2 separate regions of the Homo sapiens genome follow, and region 2 is linked to region 1. A link is a loop called in an ENCODE intact Hi-C map of the cell type or tissue named here. Cell type or tissue: HepG2. All regions are shown on one strand. Each heading gives the region's core, and the rest is flanking DNA. Links, peaks and the distances in the headings are about the cores only. Region 1 overlaps AFG1L (AFG1 like ATPase). Region 2 overlaps SNX3 (sorting nexin 3).

Region 1 (8,340 bases), core at 231-8,230:
TGTGAGGCAGATTATAATTAGTACTACAGGATCAGTATGACCAGAATGCTATGGATGATCGGAGTGGAACTGGGCCTTGAAGGCTGGAGGGTTGGAGATTCTGTTGGTGCAAAGGTTGGGGGGAGTATGAGGCAGTAGCTGTTTGGTTTTTCCTAAGCAAAGGAAATCATGAGGGGCATCTTTATCATCTCTTCCTTCTCTGAAGTTTTATGTTTCTGGGGAAAACACAAGAGTTGGGGCTGGGCGCAGTGGCTCACGCCTGTAATCCTAGCACTTTGGGAGGCCGAGGTGGGCAGGGCAGATTGCCTGAGCTCAGGAGTTCGAGACCAGCCTGGCCAACATGGTGAAACCCCATCTCTACTGAAATACCAAAAAAAAAAAAAAATTAGCTGAGTGTGATGGCGCACATCTATAATCTCAGCTACTCGGGAGGCTGAGGCATGAGAATCACTTGTACCCAGGAGGCCAAGATTGCGCCATTGCACTCCAGCCTGGGTGACAGAGCGAGACTCTGTCTCCAGAAACAAACAAACAAAAAACCGGAGTTGGCAATTACAGAGTATATTCAGAGAACTACAGACTCAGAAAGGTTCTACTTCCATTTATGTCAGAGTAGCTCCTATTTGATCAAATTACCTATTGATCACCTCTGCAAACTCTGGACAAAATCTGAAAAATAACTATCCAGAAGGCACTGCTTATCAAAAGCAGGGAGAAAGTAGAGCACAGCCAACACTTGGAAGAAAGGATTGATACTGGTGAGTTTCTCATTTTTATAGTTTTTCTCCTGAGGGCAGATCACAGTTAGTCTTATACGGATGTCTAAAACTCAGTAGAAACCTGCTGTTTTTAGCTCGAAGAACCAGAGAAGAGCAAATCAGTGACCATAACAGCTGGAAAGTATAAGGAGAAATCTGGGAAAGGAGAGAACCACAGAGGAATAGCCTGAAATTTTTCCTGTAAACTCTGCCCAAATCTTGGGCTGACCTGTGAAATATACATACACAGCAAATGCTAAAATAACTGAACGGAGATTTTCGCTGCTACGCATCATGGAGGAGACAGAGTTTGGAGCTTGAGGCTAACCAAGTTAATTACCTGCTAACATAGCAACAACAACAAAAAATCAATATACTTAAGAATCCCAAGTCTCCACGACATACCATATACAGTGTCCAGAATACAGTCCCAAGTTACCATGCCCCTCATCAGGGTACATGGCTGGACAGAGTATGGACTGGATTTCAGCTCCTAATTGCTGCCTCGAGGAGGGGCATGAACCAGGTATACTTGAGAGATTGCACGAAACAAGATAAATAGAAGAGAAATCAGAGGATAGGGCATGGAGGAGGTCAGGGACGAGGACAAGCCACCTAGGGCTCCAACGGTTTCAGTCTGAATAACCAGAGAAATGGCAGGACCCTTAACAGACAAACCAAAATGCTACAGGTAGGAGAACGGGGCTTACAAACAGTTGGAAATTTAGGACTGAAGATAAAGATGTAGAGGTCATTTATAAAGGTGTGTTAGTTTGGAGCCTAAAGGAGTCAATGACATCATCTGAACTGACATAGAAAAAGGAAGAGATGAGGGTGTGGGTGGGGTTGAAAAGTATGTTTTCACTAGAGTCAATGGAAGGAAACAGAGCCAGAGGACTAGTATAGTTTAATCAAAGGCACAGGAGAAACTATACACGTTCCTCACCATTTTACTGAAGACTTTTAAAACATAGAATTAATTTACTAGGCTAGGCGCGGTGGCTTACGCCTGTAATCCCAGCACTTTGGGAGGCTGAAGTGGGTGGATCACAAGGTCAAGAGATGGAGACCATCCTGGTCAACATGGTAAAACCCCATCTCTACTAAAAATACAAAAATTAGCTGGGTGTGGTGGCGCATGCCTTTTAGTCACAGCTACTCGGGAGGCTGAAGCAGGAGAATCACTTGAACCCAGGAGGCGGAGGTTGTAGTGAGCCGAAATCACGCCAGTACACTCCAGCCTGGCGACAGAGAGAGACTTCGTCTCAAAAGCAAACAAACAAACAAAAAAACAGAAGTAATTTACTAGATCAGTAATATCTTAGGGTTTGGATGTTACTTTGTAGAAAATCTTAATATAGTAAGCCACTGTCATAAGTTTATTAATTACCTAATCTTACTGCTTTTTAGCCTTAGCATATGTGAAAAACTGTAAGTTGTAAATTACTATACACATTTACATGGGAATATAAAAATTATCTTGCATACATGTTTGTACTGTCAATTTCTTTCCTGAACTTTCTGCATTGTCTCCCTATCATGTCCTATATAAATCCAAATAGTTACATAGTCACATCATCCGAACTGCAGCCTTTGCAATGCACTTCTTAATCTCCCCCTTCACTGCTTTATTAAAGCCAACGATGCTTTGTCTTTCTCAGGCTACTTCTTTATGCCAAATTCCATTCAATTTCGTGTTCATGAAATAGATTTCTACTTCCCTACACTGGGCTATTTCCCTCTGTTGAAAACCCACCTTCTCTAAGAATATCTCTCTCTACTGACGGATGCTCAGTACATACTTGGTAACTAACAAAATCAAAAGAGGCACTGCTGTTTATTATCTGAAGTTCTTACTGACATTTTATTTCCCTGATTCTCTTTTGCCTCCTGTTTAACTGAAAGCAGATGAAATAAGCTTTAAGCAGAAATAGAATAATTTTAGCATGGATTTATTTATGTCTTATCTGATTCCAAAAAGTATTTTATATGTGTGTACAGATACACACACACAACCATATACACACAGAATTAAATTTTTTAAAAATCAGGACAAAGGGAAAATAATGAATACTTAAGCTGAAAGACAGAAAAGTTAATATACATAAATCTACATCATAAACTTCTACATAGTTCTTAAAATCAAACAATTAAGTCAACACTCAGCCTTCTATCAGCCAAAGAGGGGAAAAGATATTCAGTAAGTTAGAAGATAAAAACAAACCAGTTACTCAGAAGTGATGATTTTTACTGGCACTTGTACCTTTCATAAATGGACTTCTGAAAGATGCCAGGAGACATTTCCTCAGCACCATTCCTGCTGCCGACATATGCTTGTATCTGATAGATTCTTATATCCAAGCTGAAAACATAATGACAAAGTAAAGTTTAATGAAACTATGCTATAAGGGCAAAAATAGTACTTTACAGCTGAGCTTTTCTCTTTATTTATCTGGCTTGATCCAGAAAAAATAGTTCTAAATGTTTAGAGATTGAATAGATGCATGTTATTCCGGCCTTTCATGGATGTTTTTATCTTTTAATAAAATTTGGGCAGCAGATAATTCAAGGTTGTCTTTTGGCAAGAAGATGAAGTGAATAATTCTGTTAGTCTTACTCATAGTTTGAAGGGCTTGGCCCTTTATTCCAGCAGCACGGGGAGATATTCAGTCTTGCCCTGATTCACTTTTTAATATCTTTTGAATATGAATTAGAATTTTTAACTGAGTATTTCCATGATTTGGAAAGCAGAAGAGTGGGAGGAAGAAAGCAACTCTTCAATATCCACTTCTTTTCCAGCTCTGATTAAGCTTTTCAAATATCCAAGCCTGAGAGAGTTCCATTTCTTTCCAATGGACTCTCACAAAGAAAGCAAAACAAACAAAAACAACAGCAAAAAGCAAAACAAAAGTAACAAAACCTCTGCATTTACAAGACTTTAACGTGTTCAGAAGTTACAGTTCTCAAATTTAAAATAACTTCTTAGCTATTCTAAAGCCTTTTCTCCTTTTTCATTTTGGGATCCTAAATATCTCTTTTTGTGCCACTTAGCTCTGATTTCCAAAGGAAAAAGTTAACACTGGTTCACCTTTCATGTCACATGCACATGCAAGACTGGTGTCAGAGAGTCTAGAACCTGACCTTGCACTATGCAGCTCATCTTTCCCATTTCTTCTGGGTAGATCTCAAAGCCAGACAAATGTACAAGTCTTTCCTCCCAAGGAGATGTAGCAAATACTGCCCTCTACTGAGGGTACAATCAGGATGGCTTGATTATGTTAATGATTAAGTACTGATTTCAATGATTATGGTAGAATAATGCTGGTACTAATTACTTCATCATTATTATATACTTTCTTATTAAAATCATTATATTCAGAAAGAGAATACAAAAGTGGTGGAAACATATTTCAGCCTTGGCCACATTCACTTATTATGTTCTGTAGTCTGGACAATCAGATATCACAGCACTATGTCTGAGGCATTCATGATAATGTTTAAACTTCCTTCTGTTTTGAACTAGCTAAGAAAATACCTTTTCCAGTGGGAAATTAGAAGGAGTTATTACAACATTATTTTAACAAAGGAGCTTGTGAAATAATTCTAGCAACAGTTGGGCTATTTTTCTTCCCCTTGCCAGTATTTTTTTTTTGTATCTACTGGATTGCTAATATTCAGAGTAATTTCACAGGACTAGCTATTAATGCAGTTACAATAAATTTTTTCTTTGTTCTTTATGACTTTAAAGGGTGAATTGTACATGTTTAACAGTACAGGATCATGTTAAAGTAAATGCCTTTTAACAAAAAGCTTCTCAAAAATATTAAACTAACCAATCAAATAATTATACACACACACACACACACAGAGAGAGACATACATTTGTAACGGCATGTTTTTAAAAAATGTTATATTATCTGTGTTCCTGGATCTGGAAAGTATGGGTTCTTTTATTAGGCTAAATGCTTACTGTAATGTACTATCCAGCTCACTTGTGCTGTTCCTGTTTTTCTAGAACAGGGTTTGCTTAGGATTGGCCTGAAGCTAAACAAATCTTAGCAAGGGAGCCGTGAGAATCAAAACCTAGTGATCCGAAGTGTTCCCACAGCATCTGATAAACTCCAAAGCTTAAACCTCTGGTTTCTTTAATTCAGAAACCTTAGATACTGTGAGAACTAGGAGGAGAGTCGAGCCAGGCTAAATCGTCTGGTGGTGAAGATAGCTTCCAGAACATGGTGAGCCAAGGTGTGTGAAGACCCATTTCCTCCAGCCTCACAAACCAAAGCAGCAGCCTTGTTCTTCACAGACTCCCTCTGCCTTCTGACTGCCCCTCACACTACAGTTAAGCTGAAAACTTAAGCTGAATAAAGAAGCTAGGCAAGACTTTCTAACTCTAGAAATATGGAGGGTCTTTCTGAGTGGGGGCTCTGAGCTACACTAGCTCATTTGCTGTTGTTAATTCTGTTGTACGGTCGAACCCAGTTTATCCCATTTCCAAAAGGAGCAACTTGACTTCTCCTAGATTTTAGATGTCTACCAAACAACAGATACCAGGTAATTAGCAAGGTATAGTCTGGTTCATTCAGTCCCAGGTGGTTAGTACAACCCATTCCACTAATTTTTACCATGTCGTGGATATGCTTTTGCAGTTGTTATGTATTGTCTTGGAGTTGTATTGATGCTTACATTTAGCGATGCTCATTAATGATGATGATGCTAATTAGGACGATTTCCTACTTCTTCATCTTCTTTTTCTTCTGTTTTTGAGACACAGTCTCACTGTCACTCAGGCTGGAGTGCAGTGGCATGATCTCAGCTCACTGCAACCTCCGCCCTTCAGGTTCAAGCGATTCTTGTACGTCAGCCTCCTGTGTAGCTACAGGCCTGTGCCACCATGCCTTGCTAATTTTTGTATTTTAGTAGAGATGGGGTTTTGTCATATTGGCCAGGCCAGTCTCGAGCTCAAGCAATCCGCCCGTCTCGGCCTCCCAAACTGCTGGGATTACAGGTGTGAGTCACCACACCTGGCGTCACATTTTCATTTTGGTTTTCTGTTTTTATGCCAATTGTTTCCATCCCCGCTCCCCCTGCTCCCCTGCCCCAGTGAGTCCAGCACGGTGCTTTTCACCTGGTAGATCTGATTCGATAGACCTGACTTGATGTGGCTTGTGTCTTGAGAAAATTGTCAGTTTCAGGATCCCCAGAATTAGACATCTCCAGAATTTGGAGATCTCTTTATTACATACACAAAGCTGGTCGAGTAGAGTAGAGGAGTGTACCCTCCTCTAGTTTGTCACATTGATTTTTTTGTTAAGTCATTGTTTCTACAAGCAAAATATGCCCCCCCCACCCCGCAAAAAAATACTGTATTAACCATTAAAAGGGGATGAGAATTTAGCAAAAATCTGGCAGATTTAGGTAGAACCAACCTCCTGCCATTGAGACTGTGTAAATCAAATGGCAAAACTTTCCCTCAGCACTCCAAAGAACACCCTGAGAAGCAGAATGTGTTAAGAATTGGTGATATTTTCTAGAATGGTGAGATATTTCCCAGCTGGGTGTTTGGACTTCATATTCGTGAGATTTCTCATATTGAGGTGCCATATGAATCTTGGGAAATTATTTACTCTGCAAATACACACATTTCAGTGCTCTGCTTTTCTTTCTTTTTTTCTTTTCTTTTCTTTTTTTTTTTTTCAGACAGAGTCTTGCTCTGTCACCCAGGCTGGAGTGCAGTGGTCCCATCTCAGCTCACTGCAACCTACGCCTCCCAGGTTCCAGTGATTCTCCTGCCTCAGCCTCCTGAGTAGCTAGGATTACAGGCGTGCACCACCCTGCCCAGCTAAATTTTTTTTGTATTTTTAGTAGAGATGGGGTTTCACCATGTTGGCCAGGCTGGTCTTCAACTCCTGACCTCAAGTGATCCACCCATCTCGGCCTCCCAAAGTGCTGGGATTACAAGCATGAGCCACCACACCCAGCCTTGTTTTTCTAATTATTATATTTATTATTTTGGAATCTGGCACATAAAAATAGTCTTAACATCAATTCGTGTGATATTTTCAGTTTGTTTTGAAAAGGATACATTCATCCTAATTCCATTCAAGCATTTTCTATTAAAAGGTACTTCTCTTTAAGATATGAAGTATTGTCATTGCCATGTAAATAAAGTAAGATACCACGCATGTTTGTTTAATGAACAGCTATCAGCGTATTCCTACAAAGGGTTTATAAGGAGGAGTCTATACAGATAAAGAGTAACCCTTAGGACCGTATAATCTAGATAGAGCTTGAAATCATAATCGTCCTACTTCAGCTGAAATAATGGTAGCAGAGCAGAGCATTAGTGAGGCAGAGGAAAAAGAAACTCCAGCTGACAGCTCATTTGGGTATACTGAAGTGGATCATTGTAGGGCAGAAGGTGGTCTGATGGTAATGCTCGTGCATTTCACATTGGTGTGGCATTGAGAAAATTCCCACTTCTGGCACCAGGGTCGATACCAAAGCAGACAACTGGACCATTTCACATATAGGAGAAAAAAGACAGCAAGCAAGCTCTTTATTTTTAAGTTTGTTAGAGAAACTGGGCTACATATAATCAAGCTGTATACTCTTGGTAATTAAGGAAAACAAATACTCTTTGCAAAGTCATTATAGATTTAAAGTTCTTTAAGTTTTCATCAGGTTTCCACAGAAACAAAGAGTTTGAAACAATAGTGGAGAATGCACAAACCATCGAGTAAGTGGATTTTAATTGTTCCTGTTAAGAAAATTATTCAGATAACCAGCCACATCAAAGACTATTAAACTTTTTAATTGCTCAGGTGGAAAGATGGAGAATGTCATCATTATCTATCATAAGAAGAATCAGCCTTAGATAATCCTACTTGAATTTTGAGTTAGAATAACATACTCAAGGATGCTACTAACTGAAGTGCCATTTAGTACTCAAAAGTAATCATATGCTTTAATTATTCATAGGGCACAATGCATGAATTCACAATACTAATTATGGTTTCAAAAAGTGTATTATGCTATGGTTTAGTTACATAGGAGGATCAACTAATGCAAAACAAAAGTATAAATATTTGCAACTGCCATAGATATACTGTGCATGTAATTTAGTTGTTTGTTAGTGTGGTCAAAGGAGTAGAGAAATGTCTTTTCCCTGTGTTTTGCAAAGTTCTTGTAGGATTTAATACAGTGCCTCATATTTATTAAGCATTCAATAGTTATAATTGATTTTGAAGACTTGGTGATAGTGTCTTTATTTATTCATTAATTGTGTGTTATGCAAAACTCTGTTCCCTAGTCTGTGCTAGGTGCTGGGGACACTGAGGTGAATAGAACTCCCTGTCTTGTACAATGACGTAAATGAGTGTGGCAACAGCAAATGTAAATGGCATTGTAGCTCCTCAAGGTCTTTAGTATATGCTTTGTGTTGAATATTTTACATATTCATGATGTATTGTAATATTAGGGAAGATGCAGGGGATGAAATAGCTGAAAAATAACGCACAGTAAATATACTTTGGAATTAATAAAAATCTTTAATGTTGTTTTTCTACATCATTATTTTGGT
Region 2 (8,340 bases), core at 306-8,305, 240 kb before region 1:
ACCTCCTGGGCTCAAACAATCCTCCCACCTCAGTCTCCCGAGTAGCTGGGACTATAGGTGCATGCCACCATACCTAGCTAATTTTTATTTTTTGTAGAGAGGAGGGTCTCACTATGTTACCCAGACTGGTTTTTAACTCTTGACCTCAAGTGATCCTCCTGCTTTGGCCTTCCAAAGTGCTGGCATTACAGGAGATAGCCACTGTACCTGGCCCCTCCATACTGTTTGTTTCCATATTTATTACTGTGGTAAAATATACATAATATAAAATTATTTTAAGCATGTTTAAGTGTACAGAGTTCTGTGGCATTAAGTAAATCCATATTGTTATGCAAACATCACCACCATCAATCTCTGGAATAACCACATTTAAAATAATATAGTCTATAAGAATATAAGTAAGGAGTTTTTTTTTTTTTTTTTTTTTTTTGCTCTGTTGTTGCCAGGCGGGAGTGCAGTGGCATGATCTCAGCTCACTGCAACTTCCACCTCGTGGGTTCAAGAAATTCTGTCTCAGCTTTCCCAGTAGCTGGGACTACAGGCATGCACCACCATGCCCAGCTAATTTTTTGTGTTTTCAGTAGAGACGGGGTTTCGCCATGTTGCCAGTCTGGTCTCGAACTCCTGACCTCAAGTAATCCACCTGCCTCGGCCTCCTAAACTGCTGGGGTTACAGGCATGAGCCACTGTGCCCGGCCAAGAAAATAAGAAATTTTCTTTTTAGTTCTGGGATACACGTGCAAAAAAACGTGCAGGTTTGTTACATAGGTATACATGTGCCATGGTGGTTTGCTGCACCTATCAACCCGTCATCTAAGTTTTAAGCCCCACATGCATTAGGTATTTGTCCTAATGCTCTCCCTCCCCTTGCCCCCCAATCCCCAGCAGGCCCTGGTGTGTGATGTTCCCCTCCCTGTGTCCATGTGATCTCATTGTTCAACTCCCACTAATAAGTGAAAACATGCAGTGTTTGGTTTTCTGTTCCTGTGTTAGTTTGCTGAGGATGATAGTTTCCAGTTTCATCCATGTCCCCGCAAAGGACATGAACTCGTTCTTTTTTATGGCTGCATAGTATTCCACGGTATATACGTGCATTTTCTTTATCCAGTCTATCATTGATAGGCATTTGGGTTGGTTCCAAGTCTTCGCTATCGTAAATAGTGCTGCAATAAACATACGTGTGCATGTCTTTATAGTAGAATGATTTATAATCCTTTGGGTATATATCCAGTAATGGGATTGCTGGGTCAAATGGTATTTCTGGTTTTAGATCCTTGAGGAAATGCCACACTGTCTTCCCCAATGGTTGAACTAATTTACACTCCCACCAACAGTGTAAAAGCGTTCCTATTTCTCCACATTCTCGCCAGCATCTGTTGTTTCCTGACTTTTTAACGACTGCCATTCTAACTGGCGTGAGATGGTATCTCATTGTAGTTTTGATTTGCATCTAATGACCAATGATGATGAGCTTTTTTAAAATTGTTTGTTGGCCGCATAAATGTCTTCTTTTGAGAAGTGTCTGTTCATATCCTTTGCCCACTTTTTGAAGGGATTGTTTTTTTCTTATAAATTTAAGTTCCTTGTAGATTCTGGATATTAGACCTTTGTCAGATGGATAGATTCCAAAAATTTTCTCCCATTCTGTAGGTTGCCTGTTCACTCTGATGATGGTTTCTTTTGCTGTGCTGAAGCTCTTTAATTAGATCCCATTTGTCAATTTTGGCTTTTGTTGCAATTGCTTTTGATGTTTTAGACATGAAGTCCTTGCCCATGCCTATGTCCTGAATGGTATTACCTAGGTTTTCTTCTAGGGTTTTTATGGTTTTAGGTTTTACGTTTAAGTCTTTAATCCATCTGAGTTAATTTTTGCATAAGGTGTTAAGGAAGGGGTCCAGTTTCAGCTTTCTACATATGGCTAGCCAGTTTTCCCAGCACCATTTATTAAATAGGGAATCCTTTCCCTACTGCTTGTTTTTTGCTAGGTTTGTCGAGGATCAGATGGTTGTAGACGTGTGGTGTTATTTCTGAGGCCTCTAAGTAAGAAATTCTTAAAAGAGCTTTGAGCATTCTTTTTTTTTTTTTTTTTTTTTTTTTTTTTGAGATAGGGTCATGCTCTGTTGCCCTGGCTAGACTACAGTGGTGCAATCTCAGCTCACTGCAACCTCTGCCTCCCAGGTTCAAGTGATTCTCCTGCCTCAGCCTCCCGACTAGCTGGGATTACAGGCACACACCACCATGCCTAATTTTTTTTTTTTTTGTATTTTTAGTAGACATGGGGTTTCACCATGTTGGACAGGCTGGTCTCAAACTCCTGATCTCTGGTGATCCACCCGCCTCCACCTCCCAAAGTGCTGGGATTATAGGCGTGAGACACTGTATCTCCTGCCTCCCTTTTTTTTTCTTAAAATTGTATTTTTTTTATTCTTTTGCCTGGGAACATAAATTCAGTATAGAATAGAATGTGTTCTCAGCATTCTCATCAGAGATAGAGTTTGCTGTGTTGTCCAGGCTGGAGTGCAGGGGCAAGATCATAACTCAGTGCAGATTCTAATTCCTGGCCTCAAACGATCCTCCCACTTCTGCCTCCCAAGTAGCTAAGACTACAGGCTCAAGTCCACACTGGATTAGCTTCTGGCAAGAGGAATCAGGAAAGATCATCAGAGTTTAGCATGGGAAAAGAGCAGGTAGACTTTCTTAGCTATATCATAAAGCATGGTCAGGATGTGATATGGTTTGGCTGTATGTCCCTATCCAAATCTCATCTTGAATTGTAATCCCCACGTGTAAACCCCCAGGTGACCGTATCATGGGGGCAGTTCCCCTATGCTCTTCTCGTGATAATGAGTGAGTTCTCACGAAAGCTGACAGTTTATAAGGGGCTCTTTCTGCTCACTTTCTCTTTCCTGGCACCTTGTGAAGCAGGTACTTGCTTCTTTGCCTTCCATGCTTGTAAGTTTCCTGAGGCCTCCCCAGCTATGCAATACTGTGAGTCAATTAAACTTCTTTCCTTTACAAATTACCCAGTCTCGGGTAGTAAATTTATAGCAGTGTGAAAATGGAGTAAGACAGGAGGAAACAGGAAACGATTATTGCTAAGTAAGAATGATGAAGTGGTCAATATCTAGGATGTATTTTTTGAGTGTGACCGGGTCTCACTCTGTTACCTAGGCTGGAGTGCAGTGGCACGACCACGGCTTAATGTAGCCTCAACCACTTGGGCTCAAGTGATCCTTCTACCTCAGCCTCCTAAGTAGCTGGGACTACTAGTCCATGCCACCATGCCCAGATAATTAAAAAACAAAAAACAAACAAAAAAAAACAACGTTTAAGTCTCCCTATGTTTCCCAGGCTGGTCTTGAACACCTGGGCTCAAGTGATCTTCCCACCTCTGCCTCCCAAAGGGCTAAAATTATAGGCATGAGCCACCACGCCCAGCCTATCATTTGTTTTAACTGGAAATAAGAGTAATTACAGTTTGTAAGAAAATGCAGTAGAATAAACTATATCAGAGAAAACACAGAGTGAAAGTGCCTACCATACCGCCTGAACATCGATGCTTAAAACAAATTATAGCCGGGTGTGGTGGCTCATGCCTGTAATCCCAGCACTTTGGGAGGCAGAGGCAGGAGGATTGCTTGAGCTCAGGAGTTCAAAACCAGCCTGGGCAACACAGCAAGACCCTGTCACTATTTATTAAAAAATAAAAATTAAAATAACAATTTTAAAACCAAATTATACATTATATATAAAATTATAAATAAAAATCGAGAAAAATGTTTGTGTCAGAGAGTAACAAGGAATCACTCCAGTATTATTACTGTGTGATTCTGGCATGTCATTGATGTCAGATGCTGGCAGTGAAGCACAAAAGAGACAGGTGCTCCCCCTAGCTAGACTACTGGCTCACTTTCTGCCCACACACACTCCTGGCCCCTCAGGGCAGACCTGGGTTCCCACTACAGATTATGCATATTTTATGAATTTACCTCTCCCCACTCTCCTTACCACCAGTTTGGAAGCTTCCAAAGGCTAGGCATATCTTATTCATCTTTTAAACAAGCATCTAGCAATGTCTGGAATATAACAGACAGTTCATAAATGTTCATTTATTGGACAGTTCTGGGGAAAACTTATCAGAGAAATCTAGCCCTGTTTCAGGCTGCTGTGAACTTACTGAATGCAGTAACATGTGTTATTAAACTTAGCATTGCAAGTACTCAATAAATCAACTGACCCACAGGAGCTACTCAAGTTAAAGTTAACAACTCTAAAAAAGAAATTTAGTTAGAAAAAAACAATTGATCGGATGTTTTGAGGGAAGAAAACTGAACAAATATCAATTATAGATAAGAATCATGCTGAGGTCTAAACAAAAACGCTCTAAAACTGCAATTTATCCCAACTTAAGCATATCAACATAATCTGGCCTTCTAAACTAAGACAAAAATTCTATCAATTCACTATGTTGTCCCATTTAGAGCTGGTATCACAGTTTCTCAATTTTCAACTTAATTCCTTCCTTTCTTTTTTTTTTGAGACGGGGTCTCACTCTGTCACCCAGGCTGGAGTGCAGTGGTACCATTATAGCTCACTGCAGCCTTAACCTCCTTGGCTCAAATGATTCTCCCACCTCAACCTCCTGAGTAGCTGGGACTACAGGTATGCATCACCACACCCAGCTTTTAGACAAGAGAGACAGAGTTTGTAGAAAGGACTTACCTATGTTAATAGTTCAACCAATACCAACTTAAATATTATTAAAAATTATTTATACAACTGCACATTGCCATATTACATAGGGGGTTAACATGTAAGAATACAAAACATTAAGACAGGTGTAATGGCTCACATCTGTAGTACCAGCTACTCAGAAGACTGAGGCAGATAAGAGGATCACTTGAGCTCACGAGCTCAAGACCAACCTGGGCAATGTAGTGAGATTCTGTCTCTTAAAACACATACACACACAAAACCCCACAAATCATTAAATGATGATACTGTATGAGAAATTAATTAATTATACAAAAATTAGCTGGGCATGGTGGCACGTGCCTGTAATCCCAGCTACTTGGTAGGCTGAAGCAGGAGAATTGCTTGAACCTGGGAAGTGGAGGTTGCAGTGAGCCGAGATCGCACCACTGCACTCCAGCCTGGCAACAGAGCGAGACTCTGTCTCAAAAAAAGAAAAAAATAATAAATTAATTAATTCTGGCTAGAAAATATCTAAACCATGATCCTGGCTAGAACAGATTGCAGTCAATTTTGTTTGGCATCATCTTCAGTGTTGGCACTGGTTTGCTGACCGACCCTGAACCACCATGAACCTGCTGCCCACTAGTTTATCAGCACCAACTTTCTTTCCTTTATGTGGGTATTCAAAGGAGTTTACATAAAAGGTTTCGAGTGAGAAAATAAACTTCAAAAGTTGAAAAACCTTGTGCCTGGCCTTAATATTATCAGTGGGATGACAACACAAAGTTACAATTTCTATGTAAAACTGGGCCTCTAGGAGGAAAGAATGGTATCTAATATTTCATTCACCACCCAACAATAGGGTTATGCATTAAGATCTTATTATTTGATGAATGTGCAGTGTTATATTTAATGACTATTTCCTCAGTCGTTTACTACTGGCTTCCTAAATGAATGCTTTTTCCATAGCCTCATGATATTTTTTAGGGTTTGAGACAGGGTTCCATTCTGTCACACAGGCTGGAGTGCAGTGGTGTGATCTTGGCTCACTGTAACCTCCGCCCCCAGGGTTCAAGTGATGCTCCCACCTCAGGTTCCTGAGTAGCTGGGACTAGAGGGGCACGCCACCACAGCTGGCTAATTTTTGTATTTCTAGTAGAGACAGGGTTTTGCCATGTTGGTCAGGCTGGTCTTGAACTCCTGACCTCAAGTGATCCACCCACCTCAGACTCCCAAAGTGCTGGAATTACAGGAGTGAGCCACCATGCCCGGCCTCATGTTTTGATAATAGATTCTCCAAGTGCCTTTTGATTTCCATTATTTCAATGTTACATGAGCAAACTCTAGACATAAAATTGGCAAACCTTTTCTTAAAGGGCAAGATAGTAAACATACTGTTTCAACTACTCAGTTCTGCCCTTATAGAGTAAAAGTGGTCTTAGATAATATGGGAAGAAATGGGTATGCTGTGTTCCAATAAAACTTTATTTATAAAAAAAGGTAAGCCCATAATTTGCCAACCCTTGCTCTATTTAAACTCCTCAGTGTCCTAAGAATGTCCTCAGTTATATACCATGGGGGAATCTTTGGGTGTAAATTTAAGACAAGACCTGGTGATATACACATACATGCCTAGCTGACAAGATTTTTCTCTACTTGTTTCCACTTGAAGATAACCAGTAAAGTCAAGACAAGAGAGGGGTGAGATACCAAGACCAGACACAAGGAGGGGCTTTGAGACTCCTCTGTTTCTCAATATGGACGAGACTTATACAACAGAGAACTTCATCCCACAAGGGCAGGACTAGAAAAAACGGAAAGCAAACAAGCTATAGGTGGCAGGTGCTAAAATAACTTTAGGAAAGCCAAAAGAAATGCTCCATCAGTGATAAAATCAAAGTTTACAGAACAAATAATTATCAAATGACCATTCCAATACTGCTGGACACAAAGTAACTTTACAAAATTATTTTAAGTAATTCTCTACTTCTCTGCTAAGAGATTAAGTGATTCTCTGCCAAGAGACACTGGCTTCATTTATTTTGGTGGCTCAAATTATATACTCCATCATTCAATGTCAGCAACTACAATGGTGGTCCTAAGTAAAACCAAAATAGTTTTAAGCAGCCTTGGAAGGAAAAAAAAAAAGGTTAATCAACTACCTTTAGAATCTCTAGCCCAATCTCAAGGTATACCCCTATCAGATATGCCATGTCTTCATGCTTGCCTTTTTTCTCAACTTAACAAAATTAATTATCATGAAAGAATCAAAACTTACTCACTTAAGACTTCCAAACTAATGAAAGTACAATTTTATTTCTTGCAAATCAAATGAACTTACTCTAAACTGAAATTCCAGGCATTAGCAAAAAAAGGAAATAACAGATGATCACAGTGTAGCTTAAAGCCATATCCTAGAAGGGCCAACCACAACCATTTGTTAATGTGGCAAAGCAAAGAACAGTGTCTACTCTTCCCTTCTTCACATGGCCACCTGGTTAAATTTCCCAGCTTCTTTTGTAGCTAAGTACAGCAATGCGCAGAAACAGAAATAATACGACTTCCTGGTTGTGTCCTTCAAGGGCAGAAATAAACATTCCCCTTGGCTAGAATGTGAATATGATGTTAGAAGCTGATAGTCAAGCCACAATACTAACCCTGGACTGTACCTGAAACCTCTCCATGTGGAGAAAAAAACCAAAAAAACAAAAAATTATCCTCTTTATCTGAGAACAGCCCAAACTCTATACTACCTGATACAACCTTTCTGGCAAGCTATAGCAAACGTCACATTTTACTAACACATTCCAAATTCCTAGGTTGTCAGTTAAATATTTCTTTAAAGAAGTAGTGGCCAGGCGCGGTGGCTCATGCCTGTATTTTGGGAGGCTGAAGTGGGCATATCACTTGAGGCCAGGAGTTCGAGACCAGCCTGGGCAACACGATGAAACCCCATCTTTACTAAAAATACAAAAATTAGCCAGGCATGGTGGTGCACGACCTATATATTCCCAGCTACTTGGGAGGCTGAAGCATGAGAATTGCTTGAACCAGGGAGGCAGAGGCTGCAGTAAGCTGAGACTGCACTATTGCACTCCAGCCTGGGCAACAGGGTGAGAGACTGTCTCAAAAATAAATAAATAAATAAAACAAACAAACAAACAAAAAAATGAAGTAGAACTTTGGTTGAAAGCTTTGTCTTTTAACTAAGGAATCAAAACAGTAAACTGCAGTTCCAGTTTCCTGTGCTGGGTCTAAGGAAGGGATGGCAGGCACCACGTCCAGCTTCCTGACAGGCACCTACGGCAAGAAGCCCCTGACGAGAAACAGGCCAAGGAGATGTATGAGGAAGACAAGGATTTCAAGCAGAAACAAGAAGAGGAGCAGAAAAAACTTGAGGAGCTAAAAGCAAAGGCCACAGGGAAGGGTTCCCTGGATAGGTGGAATTAAGAAATCCGGCAAAAGTCTATGGCCATTCTATCCTGAATGCAATTGCTCGTCTGATCTCAGAAGCTAAGCGGGGTTGGGCCTGGTTAGTACTTAGAAGGGAGAAATCTGGAAAACAAGAACAAAAACCAAAAAACAAACCACTGTGTCCGAGGCAATGATGACCCTTGATCCCATTCCTATTTAAATATCTGCATT

The links. A loop is a pair of places that touch in the nucleus more often than their neighbours do. Peaks named below come from ENCODE experiments on the same cell type or tissue, not always from the same donor. Only the 100,000 strongest peaks of a DNase experiment are listed, where the experiment ranks them.
Region 2: it touches region 1 in a loop (29-fold over the local background); 14 of 110 quality-filtered maps call a loop at or near these places.

What each region holds. Positions count from the first base shown.
Region 1 is chr6:108,488,334-108,496,673 of GRCh38, forward strand. The region is part of intron 10 of AFG1L (AFG1 like ATPase); the gene reads left to right. It overlaps LOC124901370 (a long non-coding RNA gene), which reads right to left. Exons shown (of 3, transcript XR_007059698.1): 1 at 3,022-8,340. Among named protein-coding and RNA genes, the nearest start is that of FOXO3, 68 kb to the right of the region's middle. In HepG2, for the core only: a CTCF peak has its summit at 4,000 (motif pointing left); no DNase peak of the experiment used is centred there.
Region 2 is chr6:108,244,242-108,252,581 of GRCh38, forward strand. The region is part of intron 1 of SNX3 (sorting nexin 3); the gene reads right to left. It also overlaps the pseudogene RNA5SP212. Among named protein-coding and RNA genes, the nearest start is that of SNX3, 13 kb to the right of the region's middle. In HepG2, for the core only: CTCF peaks have their summits at 3,897 and 6,449; no DNase peak of the experiment used is centred there.